2 separate regions of the Mus musculus genome follow, and region 1 is linked to region 2. Evidence: chromatin contacts called from ENCODE Hi-C or POLR2A ChIA-PET data. All regions are on one chromosome and are shown on one strand. Each heading gives the region's core, a stretch centred on a gene start or an enhancer-like site at or near the end of the contact. The rest is flanking DNA. Distances are from core to core; before and after follow the strand shown.

Region 1 (3,475 bases), core at 902-3,401, 33 kb after region 2:
TTCCTCTCCGTGGCCATGGTGGGCATGCCTGGGGACGTGACGGTGATACTCACTGGAGACAATGCCATCCTCATCTTCGTGGCTGTGGCTCCTCTGTCTGGGGAGGTGGTTCTCTGCCGAGTCTCCTAAATCTTCATTGTCATGTTCCCGGTGCCCGTGGAGCTGTCTAACATGCCCTCTGAAGACCTCTTCAGAGACATTCTCCTCTCCAACCTCGCGGCCAGGGTACCTGTGGTCTTGGACCCTGTGGCCATATTCCCTGGAGAAGTCTTCACCCTCTTCTCTGTGGCCTCTGTCCTTCTCACCTTGATATCCCCGGTGGATGTGGTGACCAAACTCAGTTGATAGGTCCTCTGAGGACCCAGGGATGCCTGCATTGTTGTTCCAGTTGCCCAGGCCCAGACCGGCCCCTCTCAACTCCTGGGTCACCACTGGAGGGACCAGCAGGATGGCCACTGTGGCCCAAAGGAGACAAGTGTGCAACCATGGCCCCTGGAAGCCCATGGGGACGTTTAGCAGCTGAGCGTCTGACCAGGCTGGCTTCAGCTGCCTCTGATGGGTCCTTGTGCCTTTTTGGCTTTGACTTTCAGATTGTCCCTTTTGTCGTGGTATAGCTCCCACTCTCTGCCTCTCTATCTTCCTCAGGTCTTGGATGACCCTCTGAGGATGTCCCCTTTGCAGCTGTGACCCTGGTTCCAGGACCTCCCTTCCCACTGCTGGACCAATGGGGTCTGTCCCCTCCCCTTCTTGCTGCTAAATTTATCCAGAGCCTAAGTTATTCTGGTCACTCCCTGCCTGCCCCTCCCCTCCTGTTCCTCTGGCTCAGGACTGGGTGGTGGAGGGGTCTTCATGGCGGGGGCGGGGGGGGGGAGGCAGGGACGTGACAAGCTCAAGTTTGGCATTTTTAGCACAAAGGCTGAACGTTTAGAGTGTCTTGCTGGGAAAGCCTGGGGCTCTGGGAGAGGAGGATGCAGGAGCAGAGGGCCCCCTGCAAGGTAAACACTGGGAAGCGTGCAGGCAGAATGGGACATTCGGTGTGACAGTGGTGTCCTGCAGAAGCTGTGGAAGACAGTGAAGGAATACTGTGCCCAACACCCCATGACCTCCTCTCACTGGAACTCAGATCTGGGGACAGGGGACCAGACCAGTGCTATAAATACAACAGGGGGGAGGTGCTGGGGGCTCAGGTTACTAGGCCTCAGCTGTCCCCACCAAAGGGACTTGGCTGCAAACAGGTGTCACTGCCTTCTCTGCTGGTCAGTGTCACCCACCCCACACTTGTCAGTATATCCACCGTCTTTGAGTTTTTGTCCTTTATGAGTCAACCCCCCCCCCCCCATTATAGTCACTGTTCTGAGCTTCCGTGTTTCTTCTCAGGATTCTAACCTCTCCTCTCCTACTGTGTCTTCCCTGATCCTTCTCTTTGATTCTTCTCTCTCTCTCTTTCTGTGTGTGTGTGTCTGTCTGTCTGTTTCTCTGTGTGTGTCTGTCTGTCTCTGTGTGTGTGTGCCTGTCTCTCTGTGTGTCTGTCTGTCTCTGTGTGTGTGTCTGTGTTTGTCTCTGTCTCTCCTCTGTGTGTGTGTGTTTTCTCTCTCTCTGTCTCTCTCTTTCTCCCTGTATCTCTGTCTCTGTGTGTGTGTCTCTCTCTCTAGTTCTCTCTGTGTCTCTGTTCTCTCTGTCTCTCCTCTCTGAATCTGGGACTCTGTTGCTCTATCACTTTGTATTTCTATCTGTCTCTAACTATCTCTGGATATCTCATTCTTTTTCTGTATTGCTGTCTTCATATTCTCTCTCTCTCTCTCTCTCTCTCTCTCTCTCTCTCTCTCTCTCTCTCTCTCTCTGGGTCTCTGCCCCCTTTTCTTTCTCTGGGTCCCTCTCTTAGTTTCTGTCTCTCTCTCTCTGGGTCTTTCTCTCAGTCTCTGTCTCTCCGAATCTATGTTTGTCCCATGGCTGACATCTATCGTGTGCCCCACTCTGCTTCCTTCGTTCCTCCGCTTGCTCTGCCTTCCAACTCTCGGTCTTTCTTGTCCCCCAAACCGACCCCATCACTGGTTTGGCAGCAGAGTTTGTCCCTCCTCCGCAGCCGCCCTCTCCCCGCCTCCCGTGACGTGTCCCGGGACTCCCCGCCCCGGGCTGGGCTGCGAAGTTGCGGATCCGGTTTGGTCGGGCGGGTCGGCGGCTGGAGGAAATACACGGAGCCTCAGGGGCTGCGGCAGCAGCATGGTGGGGCCGGAGAAGGAGCAGGTATCGCACAGCGTGGGGCTGGGAGTGAGTGGGGTCCAGAGGCGGAGCCAGCTCCGGGGATCCGGGTCAGATGCTGCAGTGGCTGGACCAGGAGTTCCCAGACCGAGCTGCGTGGGTTCCTGGCTGAGCCCGAGGGAGGAGTTCCCAGTGTGTCCCGTGGGCGCGCGGGGTTGTCTTCGAATCCTGTGGGTCTGACTCGACTCCCTGCCCTGCCCTTCTTGTTCCGGTTCTCAGAGCTGGATCCCTAAGATCTTCAGGAAGAAGGTGTGCACGACGTTCATAGTGGACCTCTCCGATGATGCGGGGTGAGCAGTTCGGGGCTGCTGACCTGGCAGCGTAGGTTCGCGGGCCCTGCCCCACTGCAGACAGGCTCCGCCCCCATAGACTGGACTCGCCCCACTCAACGCAGACAAGGGTGCCCACCACAGACTGACCTTCACTGCCTACCGCAGGAGGTCTTGGTGCACAGACACACCCCACCCACCACAGAAGTCTCAGCTCAACACACTCAGACCCCGCCCACTAAGGACCTTCCCGCCTTCACTTGAGACAGACCCCTCCCCCTGCCCTTGTTTTGGGCCACCCTGCTTAGGGCACGCCCCGAATTCTTCATTCCCCTCTAGGTGGGGATCCATTCTGTGTCTTTGTGTCTCTGTCTCTTTGTGTCATTTGTCTCTGCTTCGGCTTTCTGTGTCATCCCGGCTCAGCGAGCATAGCCACACAGCCCTGCCAGCCTTACATAGCTCTGCAGCTTTGGGATAGTAATTCCCTTCTAGGGCTGCGCTTGTCACCTGGGCACAGAACAGCTCCTCCCTTCTGGGGCCGCTGTGCAAACTAAACAAGGTCACTCTGGGACATTTCTGGAACTCTGCCCATCACCTAATAACATCTAATAAACATCCGGGAATATCTGCAACTCCCATGAGAAGAAGAGGGCAATTGCCACTGCAAGCTGTGCTGTGCTGTAGGTGGCAGGGGACAGGAGCAAGCCCTATAGGCTTCTTGGCTGCATGCTTAGTCTCCCTAGCGGGGTCCAGCTTTAACTCAGTTCTCAGGGTAGACTTTTGGCCTTGGGGCAGTGACACCTGATTTCCTTAGTGTGACTTTATCAGGAGCCTGTTGTCCCACCAGTGTGGGACAGGAAAATGTTGTATAAATAAACAGAGATACTGGTTTACTGGTGGGTCTGGCAGAGGGTCACAGACAGCGTGACTAAAGTCAGTGGGACAAG
Region 2 (3,895 bases), core at 628-3,127:
AACAGAGATGGTCCCTGAGATGAGGAGAAAGGCTGGCTCTGCCTGATGTCTGGGCCAGTCAGCATCCTGAAACCCCAGTGATTAGAATCCAAGGAAACACCACCGAGGAGGTCGTCTCTCCAGAAAAGCCCGGCTTCTGGCCCTGGGCAGTGAGGGCAGGAGATCAATAAGCTTAGGGGGTGTAGACAGACTTTTTTGGGACAGGTTCAGTGGCCTGGTTCATTGAGGACACTGGGACTCAAAGCTATCTTGACATGCAGTTTTTAGGTTGTGGGTGCTGTGCCTAAAGTTGGTGATCCACTAGAGGGATATGAGGCCTTGGAGACTTGACCCCAGCAGCCGTGTCACTATCCACTGGTCCCATGTCCTGGGTAGGGTGGTAAGGGCAGCGGTTTGGGCCAGCAGTCTGTGCGAGGCCTGCCCTGCAGAGTGTGGAAGGCGAACACCATGAAAAGGCGGTGGAACTCCTGAAGGCTGCACAGGGCTCAGTGAAACTGGTGGTGCGCTACACTCCTCGGGTGCTGGAGGAGATGGAAGCCCGCTTCGAGAAGATGCGATCTGCCCGTCGGCGCCAGCAGCACCACAGCTACACGTGAGCCTCCAGTCACCATCCTCTCCCTGCTGCCTTCCCCAACCTTAGATACCCAAATCAGGCCAGTGAGCACAGCGGCCTTCAACATTTATCTCTGGCTCTCCACCAGGGGTTTTCTGACCTTTGACTCCTGCCATGGTAGCTAAGGCCCTGGGACCCTCTGGCTCCCCAACTCCAGAAGCCCTGTGCCTGATTTTCTGAACTGTTGTCTCCAGAACCCCACCATTGAACATCTTACGCGCCCTCCCCCACCCCACCCCTGAACCTACCCTGTGTCTAAAACTCCCCTCTCTACACCCTCACAGGTCCTTGGAGTCTCGAGGCTGAAATCACAGACCAGGACCCTCCTTCTCCTCCCCTGTACAGTATTATTTATTGTCACTGGCTCCTTATTTAAAGATCTTTAACCCTCACCGAGTGTCTTGTGTGTCTGTCGCGCATCCTGGAATAGTCTCTGTGGGGGAGGAGGACAGTGAAGCTGAGGTTAAGAACAAGCTCATTCCAGTCTGTGTACCATGATAGACAACGCTCGCGCAGCTCTGAAGGCGGAGGCTGGCCGGTGTCCCAGAGACTAGCCCGACCCAAGGCTGCGTCTATGTGAGCGCCAGGGAGCACCACTAAAGACCACTGCCCCCAACCCTTAAGAGGTTCGGAAGGCCAAGGCCTGGCAAGGTCTCCAGTGAGTCGGACGCGGGAGTCTTGAAACCAGCAGAAGCCGCCTGATCATTGCCTCTGTAGGCGGGGCGGAGCGAACCATCCACTGGGGGAACCCTTGCGGGCCGTGCCACCGTCTGCGTAGGAGTCGGGTTGGTGGGGCGCATGCAGTACCCTAGACGGGCGCAGGGGTGCAGAGTAACACGCACTCGCCACCCGTCGTCCACTTGCCTCACCTTCCAACCGAGCACATCCTTCCGGGAGCCGCCCTTGTCTTAAAAAAAAAAAATCCCACCTTGAATGTTGAATTCCTATCCCGCCGCCCAACCCTCGTGTCCCGTGAGACGCGCGCCGCCGTGGGGACCCGGGGTCGCGACTCGCGTTCCATGCTGCGCGCTACTAGATTCAGGTGACATCATCCTCTGCCGGGCTCCGCCTCCCTCCCAGGCCGCCGCACGCTGCATGCCTATTGGTCGCTGCACCATGAGTCCCGCCCCCAGCTCTCCGCCCGCGCGGCCCCTCCCTCCCGATGTGGAGGCGGGGTCTGGTCGCCGGCCGGCACGGAGGCCAATTCTCATTGGCCATTCAGCACCGTCCGTCAGTCTTCTGTTAAAGGGGCCACGACCGCCCGGGATCTGTGGGGGGGGAGGGGGAGGGAGGAGAATTTTTTGGGGGGGGAGAAGGTGGGATTTGGGGGGGCGCTGGTGGGCACCCCTGGATCTGGCGACTGCGGCCTCGCGGGGGGAGGCTGTACGGTGACAAGGGCAGGGGGCTATTTTAGGGAGTAAGAAGGCTGTGAGACCGTGAGGGGGAGGGGGGTCCCCAGCGCTGGAGCCGGAGCAAGAGACGCTGAGCCCGCGCTAGCGGCGTAGACAGGGTTCCAGAGCTCCAGATCCGGGCCCCGGCCGCCGCCAGGGGCCCCGCCCGGTGCCCCTACCCCACCCCGCGTCCCTCCTGCAGCCCAGCTCCTCCCGCAGTCGTCGCGGACCAGGTAGGTAAGAGCCCGGCCCAGCTTGCCCGGCAGCGCCCACCCTGGGGACCCCTGGGCTAGCGTTTCCGACCAGCTTGCCCGAAATCCTACATTCCCATCTTCATCCCAAGGGAACCCAGAGTCCAGATTTCACAAGCCAACCCAAGAGACCCAGGCGTGTCCCTTCCCGGAGCTGAGAGTGCCCCGCCGAACCCTAGTATCTCAGGCGGGCTACCTCCTTGTGCCTCCTCCAGGGCCCAGAAGCCTGGATCCCTCAGCTCAGCCCAGGGGATCCCTCAGTCTAGATCCATCCTCTGGGCCCAGTCCTGGGAGCTCCAGACCCTGGTCACCGCTGTGGGGCTTCCTCCATTGCGTCCAAATCGTTCCCCCATTTGCGTCCCCCACCTTCTGGTTGAATCAACCGGAGACGTTCCTCGGTCCAGGCCGGCTCGCCCTGGACACAGGCCCGCGCCGGAGCTGTCCATGGTCAGCTCTCGGTAGCCTCGCCTCCCCCATCTCCTTCCACGGCCGCTAGGGAGGAGGGGGGTGCAGGTGGTGTGGGGATTCCTCCCCCTCACCGCGCCTTTGACCTGGGGTTCCCCGGCGCCCCCCTCCCAGATGGGCCGCAGGGCTCTCAGGCCCATCTTTAGGCACTCTAGCTTTCTGGGACTCTAGCTGCTTCACTTACATAGAGCTTGTGAATGTCCCTGCCCAGGCCACTTAGAAACCTTGGCATGGAGCCTCCCGCTCCCACCTGGTTCTGAAAAGCTGTTAGTGTCCATATATCTGCTGGCCCTGACTAATCACTGTCACCTTATTCAGCACCCGGGGAATCCAGTTTCCTAGCCTTTGCCCCCACCTCCCCACTTAGCACCTACTTTAACAGCTCCCCCCTGCCCTCCGCAGACAAATATGACCAGCCTCTTGGTACACCAGCACCTGCTTGCTGCCTTATAGACTCAGGCGCCATGACTTCTTTTCAAAGACCTGGAATGCAATTCCTCTGCTTCTGTCCTCACTCCCCCTTGGAGATCTAAGTGTCTCACCCCCATCTTATAACCTCCACCTGAACAAACACTCATCTCAGGGACCCAGAATCTCTGACAGTGGTGAGTGTCCTGTCCATCAGACCACCCACCCAGGCTTACACTCCCACCAAACAGTCAGGCTCTAAGTTTCTTCACCCCTAGGTAGATTCAAAAGTCTGGACCTTGGCTCTGCATTCCACTCCCATCTTCATGTCTTGGTGGCCTCAACTTCACATCTCCCATGGCTTTAACGAGCACTTATCATCTGCTCTATCATCTCAGGTGCTAGACTTGCAGAGTCTCCTCTCCCCCAAAGCTGGATATTTCTGGCATCTCATTGCCTCTAGAGACCCATATGGTAATATCTGATGTCTCATACTCCAAGTACCAAACAGCCATCCTTTCCTCCAGGTGTGTTTTGGGATCAAGGTTCACGAGGTTATTTGGAACCAGGCAGCTGTCTTTCTGCACTTCTAGTTAAAAATGTGTCCTTTCCCTGTGTTATGTTCAAGATCCTAAGTTCCAGAACATTTCCAGATGATGTGCCTGTTCCGTCCTCACCAAGGCATGTGATCCACTTCAAGGCCATGAACTAACTTCTAAGCATGTCTTTTTTTTTACTTGCTCCTTTCCCATCCCCAGTGGCAGGAT

What was found. Hi-C counts contacts between places; a loop is a spot of excess contacts on that map. ChIA-PET counts read pairs that join two places held with the same protein, here RNA polymerase II (POLR2A).
Region 1: a loop to region 2 is called in a map of heart, with 4 times the contacts of the local background. The contact joins the promoter of Trpm4 here to the promoter of Ppfia3 in region 2. A Hi-C loop is called at or near these places in 3 of 37 maps with a recorded cell type or tissue (all heart). POLR2A ChIA-PET finds 5 or more read pairs at or near these places in 4 of 5 experiments (Patski and embryonic stem cell).

Annotation. Positions count from the first base shown.
Region 1 is chr7:45,332,456-45,335,930 of GRCm38, reverse strand. Trpm4 (transient receptor potential cation channel, subfamily M, member 4) reads left to right here and starts at 2,151. Exons shown (of 25, transcript NM_175130.4): 1 at 2,151-2,244; 2 at 2,479-2,549. The coding sequence starts at 2,221. Hrc (histidine rich calcium binding protein) reads right to left here and starts at 662. Exons shown (of 6, transcript NM_010473.2): 1 at 1-662. The coding sequence starts at 504.
Region 2 is chr7:45,365,001-45,368,895 of GRCm38, reverse strand. It overlaps Ppfia3 (protein tyrosine phosphatase, receptor type, f polypeptide (PTPRF), interacting protein (liprin), alpha 3), which reads left to right and starts at 1,877. Exons shown (of 30, transcript NM_029741.2): 1 at 1,877-2,237. Lin7b (lin-7 homolog B (C. elegans)) reads left to right here. Exons shown (of 6, transcript NM_011698.1): 5 at 429-592; 6 at 898-1,005. The coding sequence ends at 919. It overlaps Mtag2 (metastasis associated gene 2), which reads right to left and starts at 2,735. Exons shown (of 2, transcript NR_015480.2): 1 at 2,622-2,735; 2 at 948-1,520.